2 separate regions of the Homo sapiens genome follow, and region 2 is linked to region 1. The links are chromatin loops, found by intact Hi-C in ENCODE. Cell type or tissue: endothelial cell of umbilical vein. All regions are shown on one strand.

The links. A loop is a pair of places that touch in the nucleus more often than their neighbours do. Peaks named below come from ENCODE experiments on the same cell type or tissue, not always from the same donor. Only the 100,000 strongest peaks of a DNase experiment are listed, where the experiment ranks them.
Region 2: a loop joins it to region 1, with 10 times the contacts of the local background. A loop is called at or near these places in 8 of 110 quality-filtered maps.

The regions. Positions count from the first base shown.
Region 1 is chr2:160,207,536-160,215,535 of GRCh38, forward strand. No RefSeq gene overlaps it. Among named protein-coding and RNA genes, the nearest start is that of ITGB6, 11 kb to the left of the region's middle. RefSeq lists enhancers at 2,034-2,123, 2,264-2,333, 2,984-3,033. In endothelial cell of umbilical vein, a CTCF peak has its summit at 3,322 (motif pointing left); DNase peaks (open chromatin) are centred at 706, 2,156 and 3,326; H3K27ac peaks cover 4,062 bases.
Region 2 is chr2:160,153,384-160,161,383 of GRCh38, forward strand. The region is part of intron 7 of ITGB6 (integrin subunit beta 6); the gene reads right to left. Among named protein-coding and RNA genes, the nearest start is that of ITGB6, 43 kb to the right of the region's middle. In endothelial cell of umbilical vein, no CTCF peak of the experiment used is centred here; a DNase peak (open chromatin) is centred at 3,498; H3K27ac peaks cover 1,581 bases.

The DNA.
Region 1 (8,000 bases):
CCCGCAGCTCCCAGATACTCCCAGGCACCTGTGCACACTGGAGCCTAGGTTGAAGCTCTCTCAGTTTCCTGTAAACCCTCCTTTGGTTTCACTTGGGATGCATGTTTATTGTTGCTCATTTTAGTGAGAACTTACCAAGTGCCCGGCATCATTCAATATTGTATTAGGGTAGCCCTATTTTGTTCTCACAAGGCCCCAATAAAATGGGGACTATTCTATTTTCATTTACCAGATAAGGAAACTGAGGCATGGAAAAGTTACACAACTTTCCCTCACTGCTCAGAAAACAGGGCCCTGGAGACAGATCGCTACCCTCCCACCTGAGTTCAGAATCACCCTGCAAACCGCCTCCTGGTAGATAAGAGATGTACAAAGAATCATCAAAAAGATGCCAACAAGAAGTGAAATTCCACGAGGAACTTGAAAAATATGTTCGCCTGTCTATCTCAGGGCTCTGGTTCCAGCTCTAGCTCTGTGTCTAGTGATTTCCTTTTGGGTTTGTTTGTTGCTTATCCTGTAGATCATTGGCTGCCAAAAATGAGACAAAGATGTGGTCCTGGATTGTACCATCTTTCTCTGCTTTAAAGTCAGTACAAATCACTTAAAAACAAAATGAAACAAAACATGTTGCCTGGCCCTTCAGGGGAAGCTGAGCCTGCTGGTCAGGAGCCAGGGCCTGGCATTGAGTCCAGGAGAGCACGACTGTGGGCATTTCCTGTGGTCGGGAGATGACTCAGGATGAACTCCGGCCTCTGAGCCACAGGCAGCCCCGGCACTTCACAGTTACCACCCACACCCCACCCTACTCTGGAGCCTGGCAGTCACACTGCCAGCTACAGGGAGCCTGTCCTGTGAGTTAGGCCTGCTCCAGAGGCCCATGCAGTCAGGGTTCAGAAATTATATTGAAGTCTAAAAGAATTGAACTCTTTCTGTCTTTTAGTTTGTGGAATAAATCCAAAGACGAGATTTTCCAGAAAAATACCATTGGATGTGAATTTATTCTGAATTGACTCTGAGAACTAGACTCGTTAGGCCCCTTTTTCCTATCTGTGAAACAAATAGCAAGACGTCACATGAACAAACACTGATTGCCGAGTGGTTCACTCATTCACAGCTTGCAGAGCTGCTGAGCCTTCTTTTTTCATTTACTCATTTATTGCTTCAGCAGCCGCCTGTGGAGACCCCACAATGGACCAGGCACTGTTCTGAGAGCACAGTGTTGATTAAAACCGACAGGGTCTCTGCCTCATGGAGCTTACATTCCAGTGGGAGAGACAGACAAGAAACACACGAACAAATAAAGATGTCAGATGGTAACAAATGCTGAGAAAAATAAAGGATGGCAAGGGGTCAGAGAGTGGCCAAGGTGGGGTGGCCAGCAAAGCCTCTCTGCTCAGGTGGTGTTTAGGCATAGCCTTGGGGAAAGGAGGGAGGGCATCGCAGGGCTCTCTGGAGGACAAGCAGTCCTGCCTGTGGGAAGAGCAAGTGCAAGGTCCTGGTACGGGATGGTTTGTGGACAAGCAAGGTGGCGAGCGAGGCTGAAGCAGAGTGAGTAGGTGAACTCAAGGAGTCCAGAGGAGATGAGCCAGACAGGCAAAGGGAAGAGGGCAGCTCATGAAGGAGGGGTGGGTTCGGGGGGGCGATGGTCAGGGCTCCAGATTTGTATTCTGAGTGAGAAGGGAAGCTTTTATGGAGTTTTGGTTGGACATGATGTAGCTTATAAGGTGGCAAGTATGCACAGACTATAAGACGATAAGGATGGAAGCTGGGGGGCCTTATTGCAGGCTGTTTCAGCAGAGATTATGACAGCTTGGTCTATGGTGGGAGTAAAGGAGGAAGTGAGAAGTGTTTGGATTCTGGATATATTTCCAAGATAGACATGATTTACAAACAGATTCCTCATAGGGAGGGAGAGAAATCAAGGGATCAACGATGACTCTAGCAGTTATTGAGGCCCTGAATCAATAACCCCACCATCACCACCAGGGTTCTCCAGCTGTTTCAGAGAGAGAATACCATCTGCTCATCAGCAGAGTCATCGGGAGCTCTAATCTGCTCTAACAACTTGGAGGGTCATGAGGAGTCATAACTCTGCAAAAAGCATTCCATGGTAGAACCAGAAAGGTCTGAACTATGCAGGCCAGTGCTGTATGGAGACTGTTTGTATGCTGTGTTAACATTCCTTCAGTCCAGTGGAGGTCTGATTAGCCAGCATCTTCTGTTCTGGAATTCCCCATGACTTTTTGGTTGCAAAAGAAAACCTGGAAAATCCCTGTGGTCCTCTAGTTCTCTCTAGCTGTGCTGATAGACTAATTGGGGTTAGTTTCAGTAACAAAAGTCTCCCCTAACAGAATAAAAAAATACTCCTCTTAAGAAGGCAGAAGAGATGGGTATATTTTCTTTTAAAAACTCCTTGGAAAGTGGAAGGACTTCAAACTTCTTTTGACCTTAAAGATGCAATTTATTCAGCTGCAACAATAGGGAAAGTTCTAATCCTTTAAAAAGCTGGGAGAAATGGTGGCCAGTAATTATTATCTTTTTATTGTTGTTTTTTTAGACAAGGCCTCACTCTATCACTGGGCTAGAGTGCAGTGGCATAATCCTAGCCTCACTACAGCCTTAAACTTTGGGGCTCAAGCGATCCTCCCACCTCAGTCTCCTAAGTAGCTGGGCACATGCCACCATGCCAAACTAATTAAAAAAATTTTTTATAAAGATGGAGGTCTTACTTTGTTGCCCAGGCTGGCCTAAAACTCTAGATCTCAAGTGATCCTCTTGCCTCAGCCAGTGATCATGTTTGAGGCACATCCTTGGGTGGGTCCGTGGAGGATTTATTACTTTTAACTGCCATTTTATGGAATTTTCTGATTGTTTCAGATGCATACTCAGTGAATCCTGTCAGTAAGTTTTCAGGGAATCAAATAGAGTAAAGGATTGGGTATGAGGTGAACACCCTAATCGTTAAAAAGGCTAAACAATAAATTATTCTAACAAGCTAATCAAAATGGCATTAACCTGGTGATGTCTCAAGACTTGGAAGTGGAGAAAGAAGAAAAGCCTTTAAAGCAAATTCAGCTGGCCTCTAATTAAAGACGGTGTGTCAGATTTTTACACCACAACAGACGTAACGAATCTATATATTGTTGGGCATAATTACTTCCAGACAAAAAGCGGCTCCGGTGAGCAGTCAGGTGTGAGGCTTGTTTGGGGAAGTATGAAAACCACCTGCCTGGGCTGCAATCTCTGTTGCGTCCTGACTACTCTGGCTGGAACTTTGCTGCTCCTGAGCCCAGGGCCCTTTCCTGGCACCCCCTAGCGGTTGAGGGTGTAACAACCGAGGCATGATGAAGCGAGAGGCTCACAGTAGTTTCAACATTTATTAAAGGAAGGAAATGAATCATTTTCTTTATATCAAGGAGTTCGATGTTTTAAAGTTTCAATCAAAACACAAATAGGAAAGTTTTTTGATAAAAGACAATTGCTGTTAGTTGCAAATATTGGGGGAGGGGCAAACATTCCCTATGCGTTGATGAAATTAAGTTATCTTGGACACCAATAGAGTAAGGCTCAGCAGCATGGAAAAGGCAGTTGTCAGCCCTGGTCTCAGTCCAGACCTTGGTGGATTGATTATTGGACATTTGTGGCATGGTATAGATTGGTCTTGAAATTGTTTAGGCCCTATTAGGCAACCAAAGATTAGGAAGACAGGATTTAAACGTTAACCAACAGAAGGATTTATTTTTATGAATGTTGCTGGAGGAGGAGCACAGCTTCCTAAAATGTGATCTGAAGTGAGCTGTTAATCCTTGCCCTGATAATGAAATGCTCCTGCAGTTTATTTAATATAGACTATTAAATCTTCCATCAGAAACTCACAATGTGCATTATAACCTATTAAACACTTCAAGAAGCCCCACAGGGAAGAAAATTGTTTACTTTTGTTTAACAATTAAACAAAAAACTATTTTCATTATCCTATGATAATATTGTAGTCAGATTTCTTAGGAAAAGGCGGGTGTGAATTCATGTGTTTACTGCTGCCTTTTTTGTGCATTCTGCAATTCAAAGATCTTTCAAGATGGGTTTTCCAGGAGACGATTCATTTTCCCAGGAAAGCCCAGAGAGGAGGTCCATTTTGATAATAGTTCAGATAAAACACTTGCAATAGTGATGGCTCATTATAAATTTCTGGACTCAGACCCAGCCTTATAACCTAGTATAGTTAACCTAGTGACTATAGCCCAGATACTACAGTTTTATTACTGAATGACGTAGACTGGTTTTCTTTGCGAAATGAATTTCGAATACGGCTATCTATTGTTTTCCTGTATCTTCTGGGCAGAGGATCCCAGTTGCTGCTTGCATCTGCCCTTGGTCTCTTTCTTTTTGGTACAATAGCCTGTCCTCAAGCTGTCATCTGCCTGTCTGTCCATCTACCCATCTTACTTGCAGAAGGTCCAGAAGAGTAGCTCCGTTAAGGAAACAGCATTCTCTTCCTAAGGTAGGAAGCATCTCTTCAGGTGAGAAAGTGTGCAGCATTTTTTCCAAACTTGGATTTTCTGCTGCTTTCTTATGATGCAGGCATCAGGCAAGGTGGGAGCAATCTGAATGAGTTTGGCTCTCTTCTGTTGACACCGTCATTCTTAAAATGACCAGTTTTATCAAGAGTGTGCTTCTTTCATTGTTGCAGTAATCTGAATGAATGTATATGTATATATATGGTCATTTGTCCACCTCCTGGGGTCAAAATAGTATATAAGAGTCACTGCAATTCATTCTGCTTGGTTTTCTAAGGAAAAAGTAAAATATGATGTAGGTGTTTTAAAAATGGAATCCAGTAGCAGATAGGAAACAAAAAGGAGATATATTTGCAATTTGTGAGTCTTTCTCTTTTTTTCCATTTTTCTCAGATAAACAAGGTAGATCTTGTTTGCATGAGCTACATGCAATTACAGTAGTAGTCAGAGTCACAGTTTGAAAAGATCTAAAAACCAAGAAACACTGAGGCATGAAACAAAGTTTAGTTACTACATTGGCTTTACTTAGCTTTGGAATGAGTCAAAATTACAGTTATAATAACATTTTCAGACAACCTTACTCTAAATATGTCACATCATCTCACTTAAAAAAATGATTTAGCCTGTTTCATGGAACATTGCAAGTACGAATTCCTTGTTCCTGATAACAGCCCTAAAACAATAATAGCGAACAATGTCTCTTATAATATGCCAAACACTGTTATAAATCTTTATCACAATGTGAGGTGAGGTACTGATATTTTCCCCATTTAAATAATAATATGTAATTTAATATTTTAGAAGAGTTTTAGATTAGTACAATTTCTATATATCCCATAGCCAGCCGTCCCTATTATTAATATCTTATGTGAGTATGGTACATTTGTTACAATTTTTTTTTGAGACAGAGTCTCACTCTGTCGCCCAGGCTGGAGTGCCGTCTTGGCTCACTGCAACCTCTGCCTCCTGGATTCAAGTGATTCTCCTGCCTCAGCCTCCCGAGTAGCTGGGATTACAGGCATGTGCCACCACACCTGGCTAATTTTTGTATTTTTAGTAGGGGCGGGGTTTCACCATATTGGCAAGGCTGGTCTCGAACTTCTGACCTCAGGTGATCTGCCTGCCTTGGCCTCCCAGAGTGCTGGGATTACAGGTGAGAGTCACCGCACCTAGCCCATTTGTTACAATTAATAAACAAATATTAATACATTATTATTATCTAAAGTCCATACTTTTTTTCAGACTTCCTTAGTTTTTACCAAATGTCTTTTTTTCTGCTCAAGGCTCCTCTTGAATTCTCCCCATTTTACAGAAGAAAAAGAAAATGACTCAGGTTAAATAACTTGGTCGCAGTCTCATAGGCACTAAGCGGAAAAGTTGGCCTCAAATCCAGGCAGTCTGATGGTAGGCAGGTGGTTAACCTTAATACTAAACTATCGTTACCTTAATAGTGTTATTCAACTTGAATGACTGATTTGTCCAGGCAGCAGAGCAGCAGGGTAGTGTGCACACCTTACCCAGGGGGCTCCGCTGGTAGTCAGGGACTGGCCAGAGTCACATGGGCAGTTTTCAGTACTAGAACTAGAACAACAGCTCCGATTCTCAGAGCGTTGGGTGGCCTAAAACAACATAAATCAATTTTCTGACACACGGTTCAGGGAACCAGAAGCCTGAAAGCAAGCTGTCTGGAGGCTCTGAGGGAGAAGGGGTTCCCTCCCCCTCCCTAGCTTCCGGGGGCTGCCGGCACTTATTGGCATCCCTAGACTCGTAGATGCATCATTTCGATGCCTCGTCTTCACATCTTCTCCTCTGGCGTTCTCCTTCTCTGTGTCTTTTCCTCTTCTTATAAGGACACTTGTCTTCGGATTTAGGACCTACCCAAAAAATCTGGGATTATCTCATCTCAAGATCCTTTACTTAATTACATCTACAAAGACGCTTCTTCAAATAAGATTCCATCCACAGGTTCTGGGAAGGTGAACCTATATTTTGGATGCAGTCGTCATTCAATCCACTACAGGGGCTAGAAGTGCTCAAAGGGTTGTTGTGAGGATAAAATTAAATAGAATTACATGTGGTACTTGCAACAGTAGGCATGTTTTTTAAAATGACAGCCATTTTTATGATTACTCTTTTCTACAATATGAGTCCTCCTGATGCAAAAGTTTCCAAAATGCAATAAATTCGTTCATCCATGCCCAGTTTATACGACTATTATTCATTTTAATAATTGCTTTATATTACAGTTTGTAGTTTCTAAGTTTCTAACACTTGGTCCTGCCAGGAACTTCACAAGGCTGTGTGAATTCAGCCTCTTTTTTCCCTTTTCTTGGTGGCCTAGGTAGTGGTGAGCTGGGGGGCACCTTCGGTCCACACTTTCAGCTAACAACACTTGTCAGAAACACACACTGACATATGATCTTCTCATGAAGCCAGGGTCTTGATGAATGAATCCCTTGTCTGTTGCGGATGTGGGTAGACTTGCCACAGAAAAGCAGCTGGACAGCTTCAGCTGTTGCTCAGCTCTGTGGTCACCCTCTGTGGTTGCTGGGTGCTGCATGCTCCTTTTCTGCTCCAGATCTTTATTGAAGGGACAGAATTCCATCTTGGGGCTGAGCATGGACCCCCACCCACCCCACGGTGCATTACTGCTCCATCCCTTGCCTGGGCTGTGTTCTGCAGTCACGCCTGGCAGTACAGGACTCTGAGCTGGCTTCAGTGAATTCCTTCTGCATTTGTCACAGAGTGTCCAAATGTTAGAGCAGGAAGGGTGAGCCAAGTCCAACCCACTCATTGTCTCTCCATTCCCTTCTTCACACCGTTGTTGAGTAGATGCACTGAGCATCCACTTTAGTAAGGCATGATGCCAGGAGCCACTTATGGTGGCCAGCAAGCACCATGGGCAAGCAGTGGGGCACCCCACACCTCCTGAGGAGCTGTCCGTGTGGTTTCCAGTGAGTGTTGATGGTTTATGTGTTACCTAGAAAAAAACCTTTAATACACCCATTTTAAAGACCTGGGTTTATCTGCTGATAGAACTTGAGGAGTCTTTGATTTTGGAAGGGGGAAAAAATTGCATCTTCATTTGCAGTAAGCCCAGAGTGAAATTAAACATTTTCTTCCGTTACAAATGTAGACAACAAACCACTGTAATATTAGCAGTACTTGGAACTCTCACCAACAGGAATTACACATATTTTTCACATCACTTTACAGTTGTTGCAGATATCTCAAAATGTTGTCAACGCTTAGCACTGTGTCAAAATCACAGTGTTCATTAGCTCTGCCAGTGACCTTTTTATTTAAAGTGTTAATAAAGAGGTACATGTGTTACTATAATGTAAATTTGTTTTTCAATAATTTGATAACCATGTTTCAGTCTAATTGGCTTTCTTTCTAATTGTATGTAGTTTATTTTAGGAATTTTAAAACATTATTTTTTTCTGAAAAGGGATTCATAGCCTGCATTAGACTGCCAGAAAA
Region 2 (8,000 bases), 54 kb before region 1:
TATGTAGAAAGCTGAAATTGGATCCCTTCCTTACACCTTATACAAAAATTAATTCAAGATAGATTAAAGACTTAAATATTAAACCTAAAACCATAAAAACCCTAGAAGAAAACCTAGGCAATACCATTCAGGACATAGGCATGGGCAAGGACTTCATGACTAAAACACCAAAAGCAATGGCAACAAAAGCCAAAACTGACAAATGGGATCTAATTAAACTAAAGAGCTTCTGCACAGTAAAAGAAACTACCATCAGAGTGAACAGGCAACCTACAGAATGGGAGAAAATTTTTGCAACCTACTCATCTGACAAAGGGCTAATATCCAGAATCTACAAAGAACTCAAACAAATTTACAAGAAAAAAAAACCCATCAACAAGTGGACAAAGGATATGAACAGACACTTCTCAAAAGAAGACATTTATGCAGCCAACAGACACATGAAAAATCGCTCGTCATCACTGGCCATCAGAGAAATGCAAATCAAAACCACAATGAGATACCATCTCACACTAATTAGAATGGTGATCATTAAAAAATCAGGAAACAACAGATGCTGGAGAGGATGTGGAGAAATATGAACACTTTTACACCGTTGGTGGGAGTGTAAATTAGTTAAACCATTGTGGAAGACAGTGTGGTGATTCCCCAAGGATCTAGAACTAGAAGTGCCATTTGACCTAGCAATCCCATTACTGGGTATATACCCAAAGGATTAGAAATCATGCTGCTATAAAGACACATGCACATGTATGTTTATTGTGGCACTATTCACAATAGCAAAGACTTGGACCCAAGCCAAATGTCCATCAATGATAGACTGGATTAAGAAAATGTGGCACATATACACCATGGAATACTATGCAGCCATAAAAAAGGATGAGTTCATGTCCTTTTTAGGGACATGGATGAAGCTGGAACCCATCATTCTCAGCAAACTATCACAAGGACAGAAAACCAAACACTGAATGTTATCACTCATAGGTGGGAATTGAACAATGAGAACTCTTGGACCCAGGAAGGGGAACATCACACAGCAGGGCCTGTTATGGGGTGGGGGGCTGGGGGAGGGATAGCATTAGGAGAAATACCTAATGTAAATGATGAGTTGATGGGTGCAGCACACCAACATGGCACATGTATACCTATGTATCAAACCTGCACTTTGTGCTTATGTACCCTAGAACTTAAAGTATAAAAAGAAAGAGTTGAACACTTATGTCCACACAAAAACGTGTACATAGATGTTTATACCTGCTTTATTCATAATTGGCAAAAGCCAGAAGCAACCAAGATGTCCTTTAGTAGGTGAATAGTTTAAAAAAAAAAAGGCTGTGGTACATTCATCAAATGAAACATGATTCAGAGCTAGAAAGAAATGAGTTATCAAGCTATGAGAAGACGGAGAAAGTTTAAATGCATATTATTAAGTGAAAGAAGCCAATCTGAAAAGGCTACATATGGCAGTTGGTATGGTTTGGATTTGGGTCTCCGCCCAAATCTCATGTTGAATTGTAATCCCCAATGTTGGAGAAGGGGCCTGGTTGGAGGTGAATGGATCATGGGGTGAAGTTTCCCCTTGCTGTTTTCGTGATAGTGAGTGAGGTCTCATGAGATCTGGTTGTTTAAAAGCATGTAGCACAAACCCCTTCTCTCTTCCTCCTTCTCCGCGCCTGCTTTTCCTTCATGTTCTTCCATGACTGTAAGTTTCTCAAGGCCTCCACAGCCATGCTTCCTGTACAGCCTGCAGAACTCTGAGTCAATTAAACCTCTTTTCTTTATAAATTACCCAGTCCCAGGTAGTTCTCTATAGCAATGTGAGAACAGACTAATACAGTAGTATTTTGACCATGTGGCATTCTGGAAAAGGCAAAACTGTGGAGCCAGTAAAAAGATGAGTGGTTGCCAGAGGTTGGGGGCCAGTAAGAGAGGGAGGAATAGGCAGAACACAGAGAAGTTTTAAAGCAGTGAAACTACTCTGTACGATACTACAAAGGTGGATACATAATAATTGTACATAACTCATAAAGTGTACAACACCAAGAGTGAACCCTAATGTAAACTCTGGACTTTGGGTGATAATGATGTATCAATGTAGGTTCATCATTTATGACACATGTACTACCGTGGTGGGAGATGATGATAATGGGGAAGGCTATACATTTATGGAGAGAGTAGGTATATGGGAAATCTCTCTATACCCTCTACTCAATTTGCTGTGAACCTAAAACTGCTTGAAAAATTTGTTTTTAAAAATTAAGAATTTTATTCTCAAAAGATGCCTTTAAGAGTATGAGAAGGAGGCACTCAGTGGGAGGAAAATATCTGTAGTACAAGCATGTAACCAAGGACATGGTGCCAGAATATCTAAACGATTCTACATATCAACAAGAAGAAGACATCTTAATCAAAATGGATATGCAAGTGGCAAATAAGTATGTGAAGTGTTCAACATCAGGAATCTCTAGAGAAATATACATTAAAACCACAATGAGATGCCACTGTGCACTCACTTCACTAGAATGGCTAAAATTACAAAACTGACAATGCTCTCATACACTTGTAGTAGAAGTGTAAATTGGTACAACTATTTTGGAAAACTAGTTAGCAGTATCTACTAAAGCTGAACATAAGCACACTCTGTGATCTAGCAATTCTACTCCTATAGAAATGGGCCAACAGAATGTATGACTATTCCAAGACAAATGCATAGAGAAGGATTCATCATTGTTGTCATCAAGGGGATGCTTCCGGGTAATCAAGATGCCACTTAAATTGCAGAAAGTGCAGGTAATTCTGAAAGGGGCTCAGTTCTGTTGGGTATTTGACCACAAGGAGTCATCAGCTCCTCATGGATTCCTCTACCCGAGGACAAAGCCAAGGGAGGTGTAGACCCAGCAGACTCCTTGGCTCTCACAGGAATCTCATCTGCCTCTTTCTATGCCTCTCCCCTTCCTCAGGAGCTGCAGTTGCCAACTCAGGGGCCTTACAACAGGATTGAGAGGTCCTCACAAGCCTCTTGACATCCCCAAGCACCTCCTGCATCCTCTGAAACCCAAGGCTCTCGAAGAGACCTTGTTATAGCCTCGGGATAGTGGCAGGAATGCATGGGGGAGTGGACCACATTGCTTTTTATCTACTCAGGGTTAGTGGGCTCAGGGAACCCTCAGTTCAGACAAAGCTAAAGGTACCCAAAACCTGCCTCCTACCACCACCAGGAAAAGAATAGCTAGAGCTAACCGTTAGACCTCACAGTTGTTCCCTTTCATTGTTCACAGAAGTTCTATTATTTAGGTACCATCATTATTCCTGTTTTATGGCCATGATCCTGAGGCTCAGAAAGTGTAGTTAACTTTCCTGATGTCATCCAGCCAGGAAGTAGTAGGGCTGAACCCATACACTCATATCCTCTTTCCTTATATTCTCTTTCTAGAGCCAGATTTCTTAACCACATCACTTCTGTTAGGTGCCTGGCAATGGCTATCTTCGACTTGTGATGTCATTCTTGACCTCCAAGGGAGGTTAATGAGTAAGCCTGACTGGGTATGTTCATTTCCTTGGGTTGCCGAAGTCCCACAAACTGGGTGGCTTGCAACAACAGAAATTGTTCTGTTCTGGAGGCTGGAAGTCTGAGCTCCATGCCCACCTCTTTATAGCTTCTGGCAGCAATCCTTGGAGCTCCTTGGCTTGTAGATGCAGCTCTCCAGTCTCTGCGTCCATTGTCACATGATGTTCTCCCTCAAGTGGCGGTGTCTCTGTGTCTCTTCATATAAGGACACCAGTGGTATTCAATTAAGGGTCTGTCCTACTCCAGTATGACCTCCTATTAGGTTAACTTATTATTTCCACAATGACCCTGTTTCCAAATAAGGTCACATTCTGTGGTACTGGGCATTAGATCTTTAACATATTTTTTAAAGGAAGAGGGGGACATGATTCAAACCATAACACTGCACTAGGGTTCTTTTGATTTCTTTAACCTAAAGCCTTAGTTTTAACTGGACAGGTAAGTACCTTGCCCAGTCACAGATGTAATACATGGTAGAAATAGGTGTTGACTGTATAGCCACGGTTCACTCTTCTCCACCAGGCCTCTGCCAGAGAAACTAGTGCAAATGCCAGCAGCAAGTGAGGGTGGGAATCTTATTAGAAATTTAAGATAATAATGCTGTATATATACACATGCCTATGTCTATATATGAACTTACAGATTATAGAACACTTATTATAAGGATTTAGAGATTATAGAGCACTTTTCTACCCAGAGCAAAAAGAAAAGGAGAAAAAGCGTTGTGGCTGTAATGACTTTCAAAGTCAAAGGCTACATTTTGAAAGAAATGTAGGAAGTAGCAAAAGCACAGAGGCAAAAAAAAAAAAAAAAAAAAAATCCTAGGGGAATGTATTGTGCTATTTATCTGGTCAAAGAAAAACAGCTCTTTGCTGGCAAAACCTCGCTTTTATGGAGCCATGTGCTTCTTCCAGAGCTAGGGGCGGACTGGGTTTGCTGAAATGAGTCCTTCTTCAGAAGGCTTTCTTCCCGTGAGGTCTTTCATTCTTGTGGGGTTTTATTCTGCTGGTTCTCACGTTCATTATCAGTAAATGCAGGGCTTCCAGTATTATGCAAAAGTTTACCCCCAGGCTCAACTGTGTTACTAGGACACCCAAGATTCCAAAAAGAACATGTAATTGTTCCTGGCACAAGGGTAGCATGAATGTCTGTCTCTGGGTTGCATGATATCTGCTTTGCCTTCAGGCTTTCGATTGTCAGCATTCCATAGGCAGGCAGGTAGTGATGGGAGTGTGCTAATTAGATCAGGTGCTTGATCTTGAAGTCTGCCCCAGCAATGACTAGGTTGTCGGCATCGGAACTTTTGAGCACTACCTGTCTTTCTCCCAGTCTGCCCAGAATGTAATTATCTTGTCAGCCAAGAAGCTGGAGCACACAGCTGAGCGAGTGCTCGGCAGCAGTAACAGAGTGATAAGGGAAGACAAATGGATCCACCGTGCATGACTGTTCTGAGACAAACAAATGCACAGAGAGGCACTGGAGAATGGAGACTTAGAGAACAAAGAGGCTACATTGAGTATTTTGTTCCTAAGGATACTTCAGATCTTCTCTTAATAAGATTACCTTGCCTTTGGAGAGGAATTGCAGACCTTTGCTGACTAATTCAAGTCCCAAAGCTTTAGAAAGCTCTTTTAAAATAGGAAGTGATGTGGGGTTCAGTAGCAGCCTATGTGCTTTGCAGGCCAAACGGCAGGTAATAAAACTTTGAAGGATGACTAGTAGGAAGAAAATGAAGGGGACGAGAAAATAGCAAGTAGGTGTATGTGCAAGGACTGCAAAAGAGGCTTCAGCTCTTGATATTCGAAGTGTGATTTGTGGACTGACAGCAGCAACATCATCTGGAAACTTGTTAGAAATGCAGATTCTTGGCTGGGCACGGTGGCTCATGCCTGTAATCCCAGCACTTTGGGAGGCTGAGGGGGGTGGATCATGAAGTCAGGAGATCGAGGCCATCCTGGCCAATATGGTGAAACCCCGTCTCTAATAAAAATACAAAAATTAACTGGGTGTGGTGGTGTGCGCCTGTAGTCCCCACTACTCAGGAGGCTGAGGCAGGAGACTCGCTTGAAGCCAGGAGGCAGAGATTGCAGTGAGCTGAGATCGCACCACTACACTCCAGCCTGGGCAATAGAGTGAGACTCCATCTCAAAAAAAAAAAAAAAGAAATGCAGACTCTCAGGCCCCAGCCCAGACCTCTTGAATGACAGTCTGCATTTTAAGAGGTCCCTGTCCCCCAGGTTGATTGGATACACCAGTTAAAAAAGAAAATAAAAAGAAAAAAACCACTGGTGTCTGGGTCTCAGCCCCAGAGATACTAACTCAATTGGATCAGGGTGTAGCCTACACATTGGGTTTGTTAGTAAAGCTCCCTACCTGATTCTAATGAGCACCTAAGTTTGAGAACTGCTGGTGTAGAACAGTCTATCAGAGGGCTTGTAGTGATTTGGAAAATAAAGGCATTAGGTTTTTAAATCTATATACCCACAGTTTATCCAGGGTTTTCAGCCTGTCATATACCTGTGACATCTATACCCAGCAACAAAAGTATTTTTGGATGCCTGCTACCCATAGAATAGCACCCTGCTTACTTCCCACTGCCTTCAAGATTGAAGGGTCTGGTTTCTGCCTACCTCTCCCGCTCCATCTCCTTCTACCCCTACTCACTCCAGGCCAACTGGCCTTTTTTCCTTTTCTCAAGCACACTGGGAACTGAGTCCTTTGCTGCCTCAGGGCCTTTGCACACGCCTTTGCCTCTTGAAAACTCCTCAGCCTTCAGCTCGCTTCCTCATTATCACTTCTGGAAAGGCACCTTCCATGAAAATTCTATCCAAGGAAAGTCTCACTTTCTCCCCCTTAATTATGGTCCATGGCTGCACACTATTCTTTTCCATTTCTTCGATAACACTATTAAAAGTTGTAATTGGTTGTTTTTTCATTAATTGTTTCTCGTCTATTTCCCCCTACTAGATTACAAGTCCATGAGGACAAAACAGTGTCTTTTTTTATTCTCCTCTATACTCCTAGGGCCTAGTCCAGTGCTTGACACACGGAAAACACATAAATATTTGTAGAATGAATGAACGAAGGCAGGGATTGGCTATGTCCCACGGGCCATATTTGGCCTGTTGCTTGTTTTTGTAAATAACTATGCTCATTTATTTATGTATTGTCCATGGCCGCTTTCATGCTACAATGAGAGTTGAATAATCATGACAGAAACCATGTGGCCACAATGCCTAACTTACTATTTGACCCTTTGTAGATAGGCGGCCAGATAAAATACAGAATGCTCAGATAAATTGGAAAGCAGAGAAACAATGAAAAATTTTTAGTGTACATGTGGTCCAAATATTGCATGGGACATATTTATACTAATAATTATTTGTTGCTTACTTGACATTCGAATTTAACTGGATCTCCTGGATTTTTATGTGCTGAATCTGAAAACTCTATAGAAAAAAGTGTGCCAACCCTTGAATTTATAAATAATTACCTCAACTGTTCAAGCTCAACAAATAATGATTCCAAAATTTTCTGTTTATTTTCTGAAGATTCAATAATGCCAAGACAACAAAATGTTAAACTATGTTATCATTAATACTAGTCCCTTGGTAGGATATTTGGGGCTTTTCTGGATAATCAGACATAAAATGAAAATAGAAAATACTCTTAAACTCTTCTTATGTCCCGGGGGTTGTCAGTTTCACTTGTCCTTTTGTGCCTTGATGCCATATGTGATTATTTCAAAGGCTATGACACGTGGAAAATGCTTGGTTGCTGTTAGACTCCTGCATAGTGATACAAGCTGGGTGAGCTCCCTTCAAACTTACAGTCCGGGCCAGCCTCACAGACACCACATAGAGTGGCCAACTGCAACCATAGGAAAGGCTTTAGGGGATACATGGGTAACTGAATTATGCAGGAGTGCCCTTGTGCTGTGAGACCCAGAGAAAGCGGAGAAGGGTAATTACACAGCTTTGAGCAGTTAGCAGCTCAGAGAGGAGTTTTGTTCACAGATGTCAAAGTCTTCACCAAAGGGGCAATTTCAGGCATAAGAAAATGAATACTGGAAATAATTTGTTGGTCCTATTAATATAAAAAAGTAACTAAGTATTATGTGAATATGTAAAAGTAACCCAGGAGGTAAAAATGCAGTACTTGCTCAGGTTTTGGGCTGCTGGTGGGAAAGGACAAGTTTGCTTTTATTTTAAAGTAGACACCTATAAGTATGGCAACTATAGGCTCAGAATTTTGTAGGATGATCTTGATTTCATATAGTTACTCTCATCAATAAAAATTTTGATGTATAACTACATGCAATTTAATTTGTATGCCTTTATAAGATTATACATGTATAAACATTCAAAAAGTTTGAACATACTTAATTGTACGATTAAGGCATGACGTCGACTCACTGCAACCTCCGCCTCCC